Linked DNA regions of Homo sapiens: region 1 is linked to region 2. A link is an interaction called in ENCODE POLR2A ChIA-PET data of the cell type or tissue named here. Cell type or tissue: Panc1. All regions are shown on one strand. Links, peaks and the distances in the headings refer to the core of each region. The heading gives the core; the rest is flanking DNA.

Region 1 (14,826 bases), core at 2,051-4,550, 1.3 Mb before region 2:
AGTCTCCAGTTCCTGTAAGCCTGCTGTCTCAGGCTCTAGCAATTCCCTGCCTCCCCTGGCCTGGGTCAGGATGGGTCTGGGGCTGCTGGGTGACTCACCGCTCCAAGCCTGCTCACTGCTTCTGGGGTGGAACTAGTGTCTTGGAGCAGGGACACCGCCACCCAACCCACATTCATTTCTGTTCCCAGCTGTGCCTGCAGTTTGTGGTGAAGGTGCTGGATGTGGACTTGGTTTGTGAGGCCCTGCAGGTGGGTGCTGCTGGACAGGCATGGTAGGAGTCTGGCTCTGTGTGTGGAAATGGGCTCCCAGCACCTGGGAGCCTGGGCCTGCTGTGTCTGGCCTGGAAATAACTTGGGTACATGGTGGTGGTGGGGGTGCTCCAAGGATGTTTATAGGATGAATTCTGTGCCTAGATCTGTGGGATCCTGGGTGTATCAGCAGGGTCAGGTGCAGGAGCAGGTGTTGAAGGGGCTGGAGGTCTTTGCTGGTCTTCTGTCTGTCAGGGCTGGGGAATGGTTCTCAGCTTGACTTGGGGTAGGGAAAGGGTGGCTGTAGACTTTAGAAGTCAAGCTGGGTCAGGCACAACGGCTCACACCTGTAATTTCAGCACTTTTGGAGGCCGAGGCGGGCGGATCAAGAGGTCAGGAGATCGAGACCATCCTGGCTAACACGGTGAAACCCTGTCTCTATTAAAAATACAGAAAATTAGCCTGGTGTGGTGGCATGCTCCCAGCTACTCTGGAGGCTGAGGCAGGAGAATCGCTTGAACCCGGGAGGCAGAGGTTGCAGTGAGCCGAGATTGCGCCACTGCACACTCCAGCCTGGGCAACAGAGTGAGACTCTGCCTCAAAAAAAATCAAGCCTAGGTCCCAGGTGGGGTTTGAAGGCCATGGCGTGGTCTCCTGTAGGGAAGAGCAGGTTGTAGAGTGAGTCCACGTGTGTGTGTGTGTGTGTGTGTGTGTGTGTGTGTGTGTGTGTGTGTGTGTGTAGCAGGCTTTCATTGGGTCTAGTTTCCTGGAGGGCTGAGGGCCCTGTCAGCCTCCCCAGCTAGGGCTAGGGTCAGGCTTGCAGTGGTGGGTCCCAGTGAGCAGGCTGGGCTACGGCCTCTCCAGTCTCCAACCTGATCTCCCTCATTCTGCTCGCAGGTGGCCGTAACCTTTGGCCTGGGGCAGCTGCAGGAGCGCTGCGTGGCTTTCATAGAGGCCCACAGCCAGGTACTGCTCCCTTCATACTCCTCACCCTACGCACCGCATTCTGCTCCTCCCTGACCCATTTGCCGGCTCGCAGGAGGCCCTCCGGACCCGAGGCTTCCTGGAGCTGTCGGCGGCCGCGCTGCTGCCCCTGCTCCGCAGCGACAAGCTCTGCGTGGACGAGGCTGAACTGGTCCGCGCGGCCCGAAGCTGGGCGCGCGTGGGCGCGGTGAGTGGGGCTGGGGGAGCGCAAGGGCACGGAAGGAGGTGCTGGCCACGAGACTGGTGAGCGGGCGGCAGGACAGGTGCCCGACTCAGGGCTGGCGTTTGCAGGCGGTGCTGGAGCGGCCGGTGGCTGAGGTGGCGGCCCCGGTGGTGAAAGAGCTGAGACTAGCCTTGCTGGCCCCGGCGGAGCTGAGCGCCCTGGAAGAGCAGAACCGGCAGGAACCACTCATCCCGGTGGGGACGCGGGGAACCGGCCCAGCTCCACTCAGCAGGGGGTACAGGGCGCTGGGAGGGGGCAGGAGCAGCCCGGCCCACGGTCCTCGGGGCGAGGGGCCACCGCGGGACTGCGCACTAACTGGCCTTGCTCTGCAGGTGGAGCAGATTGTGGAGGCGTGGAAATGCCATGCCCTGCGGAGAGGGGATGAGGCCCGGGGCGCCCCGTGTCGCCGCCGGAGAGGCACCCTGCCCCGGGAGCATCACCGCTTTCTGGACCTGTCCTTCAAATGATCCAACGCCGGGACTCGCAGGGAGCCCTCGACCCGCCCAGCTGAGCCTGCCCCAAACTACAGCTCCCGAAGTGCTCGGCGTTCGGAGCGGGCTTCCGTTCCCAGCGTGCCCAGTGAGCCGGGCGCCGGAAGAACCGTTGTCTGCCACGCGCAGCCCCTTGTGCGGGATCAAGCCCGTGTGGGCGAGGTGGGGTCGGGCCGGGCAGGGCTTGGGCTGGGCCTCCCTGAGGGGGTGAAACTCGAAAACGAGGATTTCCTTCGTTCCACACCCTGACTCTACGCCCTGCCCCTGGGCATTGTCGTCTACTAGTCTATTCTGATGACTCCCACATATCTATCTGTTCAGCTCAGCTCCCTCTTTCTTTTCTTTTTCTTTCTCTTTCTTTCTTTCTTTCTTTCTTTCTTTCTTTCTTTCTTTCTTTCTTTCTTTCTTTCTTTCTTTTTCTTTCTTTCTCTTTCCTTCCTTCCTTCCTTCCTTCCTTCTTTCTTTCTCTTTCTCTATCTCTTTCTTTCTTTCTTTCTTTCTCTCCTCTCTCTTTTTTTTGAGACGGAGTCTCGCACTCTCGCCCAGGCCGGAGGGCAGTGGTGCCATCTCGGCTCACTGCAAGCTCCGCCTCCCGGGTTCACGCCGTTCTCCTGCCTCAGCCTCCGGAGTAGCTGGTACTACAGGCGCCCATCACCACGCCCGGCTAATTTTTTTGAATTTTTAGTAGAGACGGAGTTTCACCGTATTAGCCAGGATGGTCTCGATCTCCTGACCTTGTGATCCGCCCGCCTCGGCCTTTTTTTTTTTTTTTTTGAGACAGAGTCTTGCTCTGTCGTCGAGGCTGGAGTGTAGTGGTGCGATTTCGGCTCACTTCAAACTCCGCCTCCCGGGTTCAAGCGATTCTCGTGCCTCAGCCTCCTGAGTAGCTGGGATTACAGACATGCACCACAACGCCCGGCTAATTGTTGTATTTTTAGTAGAGACGGGGGTTTCACCATGTTGGCCAGGTTGGTCTCGAACTCCTGACTTCATGTGATCCGCCAGCCTCGGCCTCCCAAAGTGCTGGGATTACAGGTGTGCGCCACCATGCCCGGCCTCAGCTCCTTCTTTCATTCCAGACCTGCCCCCCTGGAGATCGCTCCCTGAATGCCCCTCAGACACCACAGGCTCGGCGAGAAATTGATCTCCCCAGCTTTTCCCCAGCTCTGCCCCCATCGTGTTTCTCATTTCCGTGGACACCCACGCCAGAAACCTGGATCTCATCCTTGCCTTATCGCTCTTCACACCTGCCTTAGGTCTCTTTTTACCTTGTAAGAGACCTTAAGAGACCTTTCCAGTTGGTTCAGTTCTCTCAGCCCCAGGTTCAACCTGTCCTGTCTGACACGTCTCACAGCCTTCCTGCCTTCACTCCAGCGCCCCCTCAATCCATTTCCCACAGTGCAGCCAGACCTGTTTTTGATTGTCAGTCCTATGGGGCTTAAGTCCTGGAACATCCCATTGACCTCCAGGACAAAATTCAATCTATTTCACTTTCAGGGCACTCAAAACTACTAGTGAGTGGTTCCTCACCTCTTCTCTCAAATACAATCTTTGTATAAATTCATTTATCCTGGAGGTATTAGTCCTCTAGCTCCATACCTTACTCAGTTACTGCAGACCCCTCTGCTACCTCCTTCATTCACTATACATCTTGTTTTCCCGAGGATGTGAATCTCCCTCAAGAAAGATCCCTGGGGCCTGGAGTGGTGTCTTACTCGTTTCTGCTTCCTCAGTCTCTGTCAGATAATCAGTGCTATGTAAATGTTAAGTAAATGACTTTATTTATTTATTTATGACACAACCTTATTCTCACCCAGGCTGGAGTGCAGTGGTGCAATCTCGGCTCACTGCAGCCTCAGCCTCCCAGGCTCAAGTGATCTTCCCACTTCAGCCTGCTGAATAGCTGGGACTACAGGCATGTTCCATCACATTCGGCTAACTTTTTTTTTTCTTTTTGTAGAGATGAGGTCTCCCTACGTTGCCCGGGCTGTTCTCAAACTCCTGGGCTCAAGCAATGGTCCCACTCCGTCCTCCCAAAGTGCTGGGATTACAGGCATGAAGCACCACCACACCCAGCCTATTTCCTCATTTAAATGCCACTTTATTCCATGAAGAGTTTTAAAGGAGCTGCAAAGCAAGATACTGTCAATCTAAAATGAGAGACAGTTGACTATTTAGAAGAAAATAAAGTTAGATTTCTATCTCAGGGACTTCATACAAAAATATATTGTACAGGAGGCCAGGCACCGTGGCTCACGCCTGTAATCCTAGAACTTTGCGAGGCCGAGGTGGGTGGTTCGCCTGAGCTCAGGAGTTCGGGATCAGCCTGGGCAACATGGCAAAACCCTGTCTCTAAAATACAAAAAACTAGCCAGGTGTGGTGGCACATGCCCGTAATCCCAGCTACTTGGGAGGCTGAGGCACGAGAATTGCTTGAATCTGGGAGGCGGAGGTTGCAGTGAGCTGAGATTGTGCTACTGCACTCAGCCTAGGCAACAGAGTGAGACTCTGTCTCAAAAAAAAAAAAAAAAATATATATATATATATGTATATATATATATACACACACACACACACACACACACATAGATGTGTGTGTATATTATATATACACATAGATGTGTGTGTATATTATATATACACATAGATGTGTGTGTATATTATATATACACATAGATGTGTGTGTATATTATATATACACATAGATGTGAGTATATTATATATACACATAGATGTGTGTATATTATATATACACATAGATGTGTGTATATATTATATATACACATAGATGTGTGTGTATATATATACACATAGATGTGTGTGTATATTATATATACACATAGATGTGTGTGTATATTATATATACACATAGATGTGTGTGTATATTATATATACACATAGATGTGTGTGTATATTATATATACACATAGATGTGTGTGTATATTATATATACACATAGATGTGTGTGTATATTATATATACACATAGATGTGTGTGTATATTATATATACACATAGATGTGTGTGTATATTATATATACACATAGATGTGTGTGTATATTATATATACACATAGATGTGTGTGTATATTATATATACACATAGATGTGTGTGTATATTATATATACACATAGATGTGTGTGTATATATATTGCACAGGGATTAAAGATAGTTATTTAGCATTATCTCTCGACAGAAAATGTGCTTACTCAGTAGTACATGGCAGCATTGATTGGATAGTGGAAATTGAAAATCATCTATACGTCCATTACCAGAGGACTGGTTATATTAACTATGGTATATTCCTGTAATATTTAAAAAATCCATGATCTTTGGTGAAAAAAGCACAGAATAGACCAATTACAGCATGATTCCTCTTGTTAAAAGAAAAAAGGTAGCATAGTGATTAAGAGCGTGTCTCCTGGAGCCAGAATGCTTGCATTTGAATCCCAGCTCCGCCACATATTTTCTTTGTGATTAACCTTTCTTTGCCTCAGCTTCCTTATTTATAAAATGGAGATAATGGAACCTATTTAGTAGAGTTTTTAGGAAGATGAAAATAATTTCATAAAATACTTAGAATTGTAGTGGGACAGATTAAATTCTGTATATGTGTTTAGAAAACATATTCATTCATTTGTTCCACAACTATTCATTGAGTGCTCACACACTAGACATTGATTTACGGTCATGGAATAAGTACATCAGACAACAAGTCAAGTCAAGTCTTTGCCTCATGGAGCTAACATTCTAAGAGGAGAAACATGCAGTAAACAAGTAAAGAAATGTATGCTCTATTCAGGGAGTAGTTTGTGCTATGAGGAAAAGCAAAACAGGTTGAAGAGATAGCTATGTGGTGGGAGTGGGACTATTTCGTACAGGGCACTGATTGTAGACCTCTGATGAGATAACATTTGACAAGAGATCTGCAGGGAGCTATGTGTCATGGGGGAAGGCATTGGAGGGTTTTGTGCAGGACAGTGATGTGTGATCAGATTTAGTTTAAAAGAATAATTTGGGCTGGGCATGGTGGTTCCTGCCTGTAATCCCAGCACTTTGGGAGGGTGAGGTGGGCGAATCACTTGAATCTGGGAGTTTGATACCAGTTCGGGCAACATGGCGAAATCCCGTCTCTACAAAAAATACAAAAATTAGCCAGTGTGGTGGCACGCGCCTGCAGTCCCAGCTACTTGGGAGGCTGAGGTGGGAGAATTGCTTGGATCTGGGAGGTGGAGGTTGCAGTGAACTCAGATTGCGCCACTGCACTCCAGCCTGAGATTGTGCCACTGCACTCCAGCCACTGCACTCCAGGAAGACCCTCTCAGAAAAAAAAAAAAAAGAATTTGGCCGTTATGTGGAGGACTGGAATTGAGAAGGGCAAGAGCGAGGTAGAAGAGTGGTCTAGGGAGAACAGTTAGGGGCTATTGCAATTATCCAGCAAGAGATCTTGGACCAGGATGGCAGCAGTGGAGGTGGTAAAATGTGGTTGGATGAAGCGTACGCTTTGAAGGTATCAACAGGACCAGCTGATGGAAGGGAGTCAACAGGACTAGCTGATGGCTGTAAACTGGGGGGTCACTAGCTATCAGATGGCATTTACTTAAAGCCATGGAAGTAGGTGAGCTCCCTTATGGAGAGGGAATAGGAAGGAGGTAGACCATTCTATCAAAATGCTCTTTCTACAGGGCACTTCTCACTGAGATATTATTTATCTGGGATTTATATTATTTATTCAATTTGTTTTGTGTTTGGTTCTATTAGAAAAGCTCCATAGGGGCCGGGCACGTTGGCTTTTGCCTGTAATCCCAACACTTTGGAAGGCCGAGGCAGGCGGATTACCTGGGGTCAGGAGTTTGAGACCAGCCTGGCCAACATGGTGAAACTCTGTCTCTACTAAAAACACAAAAATTAGCCGGGCGTGGTGGTGCGCCTGTAATCCCAGATGCTGAGGAGGAGAATCGCTTGAACCCGGGAGGTGGAGGTTGCAGTGAGCCGAGATCGCGCCACTGCACTCCAGCCTGGGCAACAAGAGCGAAACTCCCTCTCAAAAACAAACAAACAAACAAACAAACAAACAAAAAACAAAAAAAAGAAAGAAAGAAAGAAAAGGGCCAGGTGTGGTGGCTCACACCTGTAATCCCAGCACTTTGGGAGGCTGAGGCAGGCGGATCACGAGGTCAGGAGATCGAGACCATCCTCACCAACACGGTGAAACCCCGTCTCTACTAAAAATACAAAAATTAGTCGGGTGTGGTGGCGGGCGCCTGTAGTCCCAGGTACTCCGCAGGCTGAGGCAGGAGAATCGCTTGAACCCGGGAGGCGGAGGTTGTAGTGAGCCGAGATTGAGCCACTGCACTCCAGCCTGGGTGACAAAGTGAGACTCCATCTCAAAAGAAAAAAGCTCCATAGGAGAAGGAACCTTGTCTCTTCACCACATAAACTGTGTTTGGATTCGCAATCGAGTTGGGAAAAAAAAATCAGTCTGGAAGAGCCACACCAAACCGCTAACAGCTACTGTCTCTGGGAATAGAACAAGGAGTTTGGTTGGCGCGATATACCGCCCCTGAACCTCTAGCCACAATAAGGCTTAATTAATGACCGGACGACTTGAAAGCGCCTTCCACTGTTTATCTCTTAAATCTGCAACGAAATGCAACAAAAACGCAAGAAATAAACAATAGAAGCCAGTCTTACTGCACACTGCAGAAGCCAATAAACCCCAAATGTAGCTCAAAACAAGGTGTCACGCAAACTTCTGATTTTTTTTTGTTTTACACTGAATCTCTGTCACTCTGACTAGAGGGCAGTGGCGCGATCTCGGATCACTACAACCTCCGTCTTCTAGAGTCAAGAGACTCTCCCGCCCCAGGAGTCTCTGCCACTCTGACTAGAGGGCAGTGGCGCGATCTCGGATCACTACAACCTCCGTCTTCTAGAGTCAAGAGACTCTCCCGCCCCAGCTTCTCCAATAGGTGGGATTGCAAACAGGCACCACCACGCCCGAATAAGTTTGTGAACATTTGGTACAAATAACAAATGACCAAGTTCCTTGGTTGTAGTTGCCTAACTTTTAATACTTAAAAATGTAGCCTCAGGAAATAAGAGGCCTCAAAAAATTGAATAAAAACTCACAACTTTCTCTCCACGGAAATCTTTAGTAAAAGGCGAAAGATTTATGCGCTTTGAAGAGAAACCCGAGTATATTCGTGACTTCCGCTTCGAACCTCGCAGGGAGAACTAACACTTAACACACTTATGGTTGTTGGATGCCTGCGTGGTACGCACTCCCTATATGTAGTTTATGCACACAGATGCGTGTAAGAGGCATCATGCTCTAAAACAGTGCAGAAATGCGCGCACAGAGGGAGTGCAAGCATCTTGAGGGTATCTTTTCGTGGTGCACCATGGGTATGCAAATCACAGGCGGCTCCGGGCTGTTCCGCGCCACCGGGGAAGCCATGGGTCACTGATCTCCTTTGCTCTCCTATGCTCCTCTCTGCTGGTCCTCCTGGGACCCGCACCCCGTGGGCGGCGCCGGGTGCGGAGTCCTTTGCGGAGCTGGTGTTCGTCCCAGGGGTTAAGGTCCTGTCCCGCCGTCCTTACCCGCAGTAAGCCTCCGGGCTTAGAGAGAGGGACGGGGAAACAGACGGGCACAGACACTCAGGGGCACTGGGACCTCACAGGAGGCACGACCCCACCCCTCCTGGAGGAGATGGCATCCGATCCAATTCACCTCGAAGGGTGATATGGGGTCACATCAAGGGGAGGTGAGAAAGTGTTCTAGGCAGAGGGAATGGCGTATGAGAAATTAGGGACCCGAAGACCAATTCAGCCTGTCCAGACAGTGGCGCTCCGTGTGTCTGATGAGGGGGTGCTGGGGTGGGAGGCAGAGGCTAGATCTCCTCGGGCCTGGAAAGATGAAGATGAGGAGGCTTAGTGAGGCTGGCTAACTTGCCCAGGGTTACTCCGCTGGTAAGTGGCACTGAGGGCTGACCCCCTTTGCACTATTCTGGCCTGGTGAGCTCTCTCTGCTCCACCTAGAAGGCCCTTCTTGGTGACCCAAACACTGCTGGACCCAAATGCAGCCTCCCTCCCTTGGGCCTGCTGGTTGCACCCCCTACTCTAGGTTCTCTGCCAACTACCCGCTTCTCTTGAGCTTTTTAGGCATTTTAGCGTGGATTCAATTGCAATAGGCGTTTTTTGTTGTTGTTGTTTTTGTTGTTGTATCTTTTGGTCAGAACATGATTTCCTGGCCTTTGTCCAGGTGGGGTGGGATGTGAGAACGCATTGTTCCTGGGGTGGGATCATTCCTGGTGAGTGGGTGGTTGGAGCCCAGGGTCTATGTGAACTAGACTATGGGTCCTAAGCTATGGCTGGGAAGGGGCAGTTGCAAACCTCCCCACGCCTCTAGGTGAGGCTCTGTGCTCTATTCCAGGGCTGTGGCCACTCTTCAAGGCCTCTGCTTAGTGGAGCTGTTCAACTTTCACAGAACAAACAACTTACGCTGTGTCCTCACTAACTGCTAGCACCTCAGTTTCTGAGCAGTTCCCGCAACTGATCCACTGGCTGACTGGCCAAAGACACCTCTCGGCTGTCAGGACAACCAACTTACAGAGGCCTTTGCCTTGGAGGTTGCTCTGGAACCTGGCTCCTTTCCCTGGGTCCACAAACCTCCTGAGAAGCTCCCCAGACCCTGTTGACCTCTCTCTGCTTCAACTGGCTGCTTTCCTGATCTGCCTCCACCTCGCCTTCCACCTGCTGCATGGCTTTGCCCCTCTGCCTTGCCGTTTCCCGTGCGGGTGAAGCAGGTAGGTGGAGGTGAGTCTGGAGAGACGGGCAGGCTGGAATATGGTGGCTCTGAAAGCCACACAGTGGGGTTCTTTTTTTTCTGCTCTCGGTCTCCAGATTGAACCCAGTAGGATTTCACACCAACAAAATTTGTTATCGTTTTGTATAGTAAGCACTTAATCCAGATGATGTTACCAAGTATATGACAAAAATCCAGAATCTGGGGTCTTTTCCACCCAGAACTAGAGAAGCTAATACCTCAGGTCCTGGCACCAGAGAAGCTCCTTCCAATAGCTAATGTTCACTTGCAAACTCCCCACTCTGTCCAAAAAAAAGCACTGAAGTCATCTGAGATTAGTTCACATAGAATATATTTCATTCTTTAAAAAATAAAACTTTCATCATAGCTAACATGTATGTATACTACAAAAATAGACATTTTCATATAAATAATGGATGTGGTAGGAGGTGGGCAGGGATATGGAGAGCCTGCCCAGGAGTCACCAGACGGAAGGGTGCTGGAGGGTCCCTCAGGCTTGGTCAGCTGGGCAGGCAGTGGTGTGGGGTGGGAAGGGGGACAGGGCTGCACTGCAGCCCCAAGTGCCAGCTTTCACTCTCAAGTGACACAGATACAGGCTCACACAGGCCTGGATGTGCAAATCGGTGGCTGTTCTGTATGGATATCAGGGAGGCCCATGACAGCTGGGTCGGGAGAGGGGATGCAGCAGCAGCAGGGCCCTCCAGGGGTCCATCCTGCGTCTAACACCAGACCCAGTGCTTCCCAGTGACCCCACACGCCCCACACATGGTCTCTGTGCTTCAGCTGCTCTTTCACCCAGTGGCTGGACCTGGTCCCCTGGAACTGAGGTTGCCAGAGCTAGTGGCAGCAGGGGACCAAGGGGGCTCATCAGGGGCTGGATGGATGTAGGCACCAGGCAGGGGGGGTGGGTGGATGGCCACGGTCATGGAGGTAGTCACTCTGGCAAAGCTCTGGGGCAGGGAGGAGGATGCCCCCCACCTAAGCCCGCCTCCCTGTGGAGCTGGTGGACTCAGGATCTCTGGGCTTTCCTTGTACATCTGTATCACCTGTGGGGAGACACCAGCCCCAGTAAGCCCACGGGCCCCTGGGGCTCCCGTCCCCTTTAGCATCTCGCTGGGGATTACCATGACTGTTGGGAAGCTGGGGCCCTTGTTGGTCTCCAGCAGGATATGAGAGCTGGCAGGCGACAGGATGTTGAGGCCTGGGGCAAACCCTGCACCTTGTTCTGGATCCTAAAAGTCTAAGGTGGGTCCCATGAAGAAGCCAGGAGGGCTGAGGGGCAGGAACATGGTGTCTGGGGAAAGGAGGAGGCTGCCACCTTCAGCTGGTGGCACCTGTTGGGGAGGTACCTGTCTGTGGGCCACAGGGCTCTGTCCCTTCCCTTGCCTCTCCCTACCCCGTCCCTTGGGCTGGGAGTAGAGGGATGGTGCCGAGGGTGTGGTCACCTCTGGCGGCGGGCCCAGGATGGACAGCAGCACAGGCAGCAGCACGAGTCCATGGAGGAGGCCCAGGAGCGTGAGCACTGTCAGCGCCGCAAAGAAGTACCTAGGGGTAGGGTGTGGGGGGAGTCAGCCCAGGCCTGTCCTGAGCCCTGCCTCCCTGCCCCGAGCCCTCCCTACCTTACAATGAAGTCAAAGTGGGAACCAGCAAGCATGAGCAGACCCAGCAATGTGGAGATGGCCCCATCGGTCACGGGGGCAAATGTGTGCTCAAGGGCATGGGCGGCCCGCAGGTTCCGGCTGCCCTGGGTGGTCAGGAAGCCCTAGGAAAACAGAGTGGTCCTGGAGCTGCTCCTCTGCCAGTCATGGCCAGCTCAGCCATGTCCCGAGCTGTATCTGTCTTCAGAGCTCAACGATACCTTGGCCCACCAAAGGCTGGGTGAACTAAGTTCATGGGAACTGTACAGGGAGCATGCGTGAGTCCTTTTAGGTAACACTGTATGGATGGGTTTGGTGAGCTTAGACACAGAGACACGTAGAAAATAGGGTACAGCCTGGGTGACAGAGTGAGACCCTGTCTCTTAAAACAAACAAGCCCGGGCACGGTGGCTCATGCCTGTAATCCCAGCACTTTGGGAGGCTGAGGTGGGTGGATCACCTGAGGTTGGGAGTTCCAGACCAGCCTGGGAAACATGGCAAAACCCTGTCTCTATAACAAATACAAAAATTAGCTGGGTGTGGTTGTGTGTGCCTGTAGTCTCAGCTACTTGGGAGGCTGAGGTGGGAGGATCGCTTGGCCCAGGAGGTGGAGGTTGCAGTGAACCGAGATTGCACTGCTACACTCCAGCCTGGGCGACAGAGTGAGACCCTGTTTCAAACAAACAAACAAACAAACAAACAAACATAGGTTGGGCAAACTACAGCCTGTCACTTGTTTTGTAAATGAAATTTTGTTGAAACAGCCATACCCATTGGTTAATGTATTGTCTAGACAATTTTGTGCTTTGATGGCAGAGTTGCAGCAGAGACTCTATGGCCTACCAAGCCTGAAATAGTTATTATTTGGTCCTATAAATAGAAGAAGTTGGCCAACCACTAGTCCATCTAGAAGAGGGACATCAAAGTGATAACAGTTACTTCTCAGAGTAGCGTTTCAGAGGATTTCTAATTCTTCTTTTGTACCTTTCTGCATGCTGGCTTTGTTTGTTTTCAAGGATCATATATTGTTTTTATAATCAGAATAATAATAGAGATATTTGGTGGGGGGAAAGGAAGGGAGCTGTTTGTGGAGTCTGGCTGGTCTGTGGGTCCCCCCTTTCCTCTGCCAGAGAATATGCAGCCCTGGGCGAGGCCCTCCTTGGTTCTGGCATCTCTGTATCTCTGGTATCTTTGTAGAACCCCTCCATTAAGCCCACATTGCCATCCCGCTACCATCCCATTTTTTTTTTTTTTTGAGACAGGATCTTACTGTGTTGCCCAGGCTGCAGTGCAGTGGTGTAATCATGGCTCACTGCAGCCTCAAACTCTGAGGTTCAAGTGATCCTCCCGCCTCAACCTCCTGAGTGGCTGAGACTACAGGCACGCACCACCATGCCCAGCTAATTATTTAAAAAAAATTTTTTTTCTTTGAGACGGAGTCTTGCTCTGTTGCCCAGGTTGGAGTGCAGTGGCGCAATCTTGGCTTACTGCAGCCTCTGCCTCCCAGGTTCAAGCAATTCTCCTGCCTCAGCATCCTGAGTAGCTGGGATTACAGGCACCTGCCACTACGCCTGGCTAATTTTTGTATTTTTATTAGAGACGGGGTTTCACCATGTTGCCCAGGCTGGTCTTGAACTCCTGGCTCAAGCAATCCACCAGCTTTAGCCTCCCAAAGTGCTGGGATTACAGGTGTGAGTCACCATGCCTGGCCCATCCCACAATGGTTCACAGTAAAACCATTCAAAAGAATCATTGATTCCCATTTTCTCATCTTCCATTCTGTCTTTAACACATTCCAGACAGGATCTTGTCTACTCCTCTCTACTGAAATGGCTGCTTATTTATTTGTCTACTTATTTACTGTCTATCTCTCTCTTCTTTTTTTTCTTTTTTTGAGATGGAGTTTTGCTCGGTCTCCCAGGCTGGAGTGCAGTGGCATGGTCTCGGCTCATGGCAACCTCCACCCTCCCGGGTTCAAGTGATTCTCCTGCCTCAGCCTTCCAAGTAGCTGGGATTACAGGCATGCACCCCCACACCCAGCTAATTTTCATATTTTTAGTAGAGATGGGGTTTCACCATGTCGGCCAGGCTGGTCTTGAACTCCTGACCTCAAGTGATGTGCCCACCTCGGCTTCCCAAAGTGCTGGGATTACAGGCGTAAGCCACCTCACCCAGCCCTTATTGTCTATCTCTATCCCTAGAATATAAGTTCCTTGGAGGTAAAAAACTGTATTGCTATTATATCCCGTATTCTTTTTTATTTTTATTTTCCAAATTCTTTTTTGAGATTGAATCTTGCTCTTTTGCCCAGGCTGGAGTACAGTGATGTGATCTCAGCTCACTGTAACCTCCGCCTCCTGGGTTCAAGTAATTCTCCTGCCTCAGCCTCCTGAGTAGCTGGGATTACAGGCATGAGCCACCACGCCCAGCTAATTTTTGTATTTTCAGTAGAGACGGGGTTTTGCAATGTTGGCCAGGCTGGTCTTGAACTCCTGACTTCAGGGGATCCGCCTGCCTTGGCCTCCCAAAATGCCCCAGCATCATCCCAATTACAGGCATGAGCCACTGTGCCCAGCCCAAATTCTTTTTTTTTTTTTTTTTTGAGACGGAGAGTTTCACTCTTGTTGCCCAGGCTGGAGTGCAATGGCACGATCTCAGCTCACTGCAACCTTCGCCTCCCAGGTTCAAGCAATTCTGCCTCAGCCTCCAAAGTAGCTGGGATTACTGGCATGTGCCACCACGCCTGGCTAATTTTTTGTATTTTTAGTAAAGACAGGGTTTCACCATGTTGGCCAGGCTGGTTTCGAACTCCTGACCTCAGGTGATCCACCTGCCTCGGCCTCCCAAAGTGCTGGGATTACAGGAATGAGCTACCACGTCCACCCAGCCCAAATTCTTAAATAGTACCTAGCACATAGTAGGGGCTTGAACAATATGTGTTGAATACTGAATCAGCTGATTGGTCCCTCCCCGGGGTGCCCGTGCTCACCAGAGCCACGTGGACTGTGAACTCAACGCCAATGCCTACAGAGGCCACAAGGATCACCACGGGGATGGCACTCAGCTTGATGCCCAGGAAACCCATGATACCAAAGAGTTCCACTGTCATCATCGCCAGGACCAGCACCTGAGGGAGACAGGGCTCACAGAGGGCTCCTGGCAGGAGGGATGACAGGCTGGGCAGGGAAGGGTGGGGTGTCTCTGTCCCCACTCCTGCAAGCACTCACTATGAGGCCAGCCGTCCAGGGGTTGAGGAGCAGCAGAGCACAGACGAGGAAAGTGCACACCAGCAGGATGCAGACGGCCAGCAGGAAGCAGCGCCGCAGGCCCAGATACTGTTCCCAGAAGAGGAAGGGGGAGCCGCTGGGGTAGGCGTGCACCCCAGCCTGGCCGGCCTCTGCGCATGCTGCCCGGGC
Region 2 (2,500 bases), core at 1-2,500:
TCCATGACCCAAACACCTCCCACTAGTCCCTACCTCCCAACACTGCCACGTTGGGGATCAATTTTCAACATGAGTTTTGATGGGAATAAACCACATACAAACCATAGCAATCGCCTTACAAATAGCTGTTCCTTGACCACCTCTTGGTTCTAAAGGTGCTGATACTGACAATGCTCTCCTTAGGAGAACAGATCCAGGGAAAAGGCCCATGCAGTTCCTAGAAACAGGCTAAAGTCCATTTGGGCAGAGAATTCCAGGACTCAGGATACTAAGCATAGTTGAGAAGAGGGAGGTGAGATAAGCGGAATACTTATCTGGGTGGAGAAGCACCCTTGGCCATATGGATTTCTCATCCTATGAAGAGAGGTAGGCTCAGAGAAGAGCCAAAGCCGGGCCCTCTAGACATGGGGCCCAGGGCAGGAGTCCCTCTTTTTCATGTCTAACGGGGCTGCTTATACAAATGTATTATTTATTTAAGGAGACTCCAACTACATTCTGTTACTTGCAGCCCAAGAATCCTAAGTTCCCTTTACCCTCTGAACCACTGTCCAGTTTTCTCTCTGCTCCCCAAAGATCCCAGAGTAGTACCTGGGAGAGGGCTTCCTCGTGAACTCTAATGCTGACCAAATGTGACAGAAGCAGGGATGCAGCTTTTTTCATGGGCTGTGCTATCAGTGGTAAATTATTTTGGTCAATCACTGTGACTTTCCTCACCCACTTACAGTCTATACATTTTACCTCCAATTAGAGATTTTGAACTTAATAGGCAGCCACAAACTCTAAAAATCATACTTTATTTTATTCTTGCATCTTCTGGCAACATACTCAATATCATATCAGAGTTTAAGGGCCCTGCCTCCCATCTGATTTGGAAGTCCTCCAAAATGGGAAAGGTGTTCAGATGCTAGGCAGCCAAAAATGTCAAATGTTCCCTACAACCTCATCGATCAGGTCTTGAAGCTATCTCCCTTGGAGGAGGCTCCAGTTCTCTCCCTTGGGAAGCCTTGAGTATTTTAGGGACAGCCCCCCTCCCCTCCAACTCTACACACACACACACACACACACACACACACACACACACACACACACACACACACACACACACACACACAGCTTTGGTCCTGCCCATCTCTCCTCTCTCCAATTCTATACTCATGGTTGGGGTAGTAATGATCTGCCATGGACCACACAGTCAAATGCCACCATAAGCCTGGTATTCAAGACAGGAGCTTCCTGCTAGACCTGCCTCAGAGCCTCACTCTCAGTGGCCTGAGTATACCAGTGAAGAGAAAACATCTGTACCCTCACGGACCTATAGTAGCCTCTACTAGAAGCAACCAGCCTAGCACTGGGAAACAAATGGGCAGGGACTGGAGGGAGGGTAATCTAGCACCTGACACTCCTGCTTTCTCAGAACTTACCTGTGATTTCCTACTTTTGCAGCAGGAACTCTGTTTTTTATTTTATTTTATTTATTTTTTGAGATGGAATCACGCTCTGTCGCCCAGACTTTGGAGTGCATTGACATGATCTCGGCTCACTGCAACCCCCTGCTCCAAGGTTCAAGCGATTCTCCTGCCTCAGCCTGTAGCTGGGACTACAGGTGCCTGCCACAAGGCCCAGCTAATTTTTGTATTTTTAGTAGAGACTGGGTTTCACCAATGTTGGCCAGGCTGGTCTTGAACTCCTGACCTCAAGTGATCCACCTGCCTCAGCTTCCCAAAATGCTGGGATTACAGGCGTGAGCCACCACGCCCGGCCAGGAACTCTGTTTTTGTTGTTATTGTTGTTTTGAGACGGAGTCTCGCTCTGTCACCAGGCTGGAGCGCAGTGGTGCGATCTCGGCTCACTACAAGCTCTGCCTCCCGAGTGCACGCCATTCTCCTGCCTCAGCCTCCCGAGTAGCTGGGACTACAGGCGCCCACCACCACGCCTGGCTAATTTTTTTTGTATTTTTAGTAGAGACGGAGTTTCACTGTGTTAGCCGGGACGGTCTCGATCTCGATCTCCTGACCTCGTGATCCGCCCACCTTGGCCTCCCAAAGTGCTGAGATTACAGGCGTGAGCCACCATGCCCAGCCAGAACTCTGTTTTTTTAAATAGTGTTGCACCTCACTATCAGACAGATTTGTGCTAATGAAAACAACAGATTTTCGCTCTTCCGCACTTTTCTAACATGATGCCTTCCAAACATCCATGTGGGTCAGCAATTGCTAGGAGAAGCTTCAACCAAGTAACTCACCAAAACTACCAAGGCATTGAACTCTCAAAAAAAAAGGGAGTAAGAAAATTGACTTCCTTCTGGATTTTAAGCTGACTTCTAAATTGGTGCCCTGGATCTGCACTGATAATGCCAAGTTAAAACACTAAAGAATTTTGCAATCTTGGAAGAGTTTTTCGTAAACATTATGAATGCTTCTAATTTTCAGTGATGGAGAGGGACCAGTGTTAATAATGGAGGTCTTCTCATGGCCTGTGCTTACCCACTTGGTGATATTAC

What was found. ChIA-PET counts read pairs that join two places held together with the same protein. Peaks named below come from ENCODE experiments on the same cell type or tissue, not always from the same donor. Only the 100,000 strongest peaks of a DNase experiment are listed, where the experiment ranks them.
Region 1: POLR2A ChIA-PET joins it to region 2 with 12 read pairs; 2 of 35 experiments call an interaction of 5 or more read pairs at or near these places.

Annotation. Positions count from the first base shown.
Region 1 is chr1:44,811,851-44,826,676 of GRCh38, forward strand. It overlaps BTBD19 (BTB domain containing 19), which reads left to right. Exons shown (of 8, transcript NM_001136537.3): 4 at 189-248; 5 at 1,146-1,214; 6 at 1,288-1,419; 7 at 1,524-1,649; 8 at 1,788-3,735. The coding sequence ends at 1,922. It overlaps PTCH2 (patched 2), which reads right to left. Exons shown (of 22, transcript NM_003738.5): 18 at 14,638-14,826; 19 at 14,400-14,537; 20 at 11,393-11,535; 21 at 11,219-11,318; 22 at 10,088-10,819. The coding sequence ends at 10,565. It overlaps LOC107984952 (a long non-coding RNA gene), which reads left to right and starts at 8,629. Exons shown (of 2, transcript XR_001738036.3): 1 at 8,629-8,712; 2 at 9,381-10,144. It also overlaps the pseudogene RNU5E-6P. RefSeq lists silencers at 2,069-2,138, 7,810-8,529 and enhancers at 7,249-7,905, 7,720-7,819, 7,850-7,899, 7,906-8,562, 9,219-9,876 and 1 more. In Panc1, for the core only: no CTCF peak of the experiment used is centred there; no DNase peak of the experiment used is centred there; H3K4me3 peaks cover 717 bases; H3K27ac peaks cover 1,340 bases.
Region 2 is chr1:46,145,644-46,148,143 of GRCh38, forward strand. All of the region lies in intron 1 of P3R3URF-PIK3R3 (P3R3URF-PIK3R3 readthrough), which reads right to left. It also overlaps a transcript of PIK3R3 not described here. Among named protein-coding and RNA genes, the nearest start is that of PIK3R3, 14 kb to the left of the region's middle. In Panc1, for the core only: no CTCF peak of the experiment used is centred there; no DNase peak of the experiment used is centred there.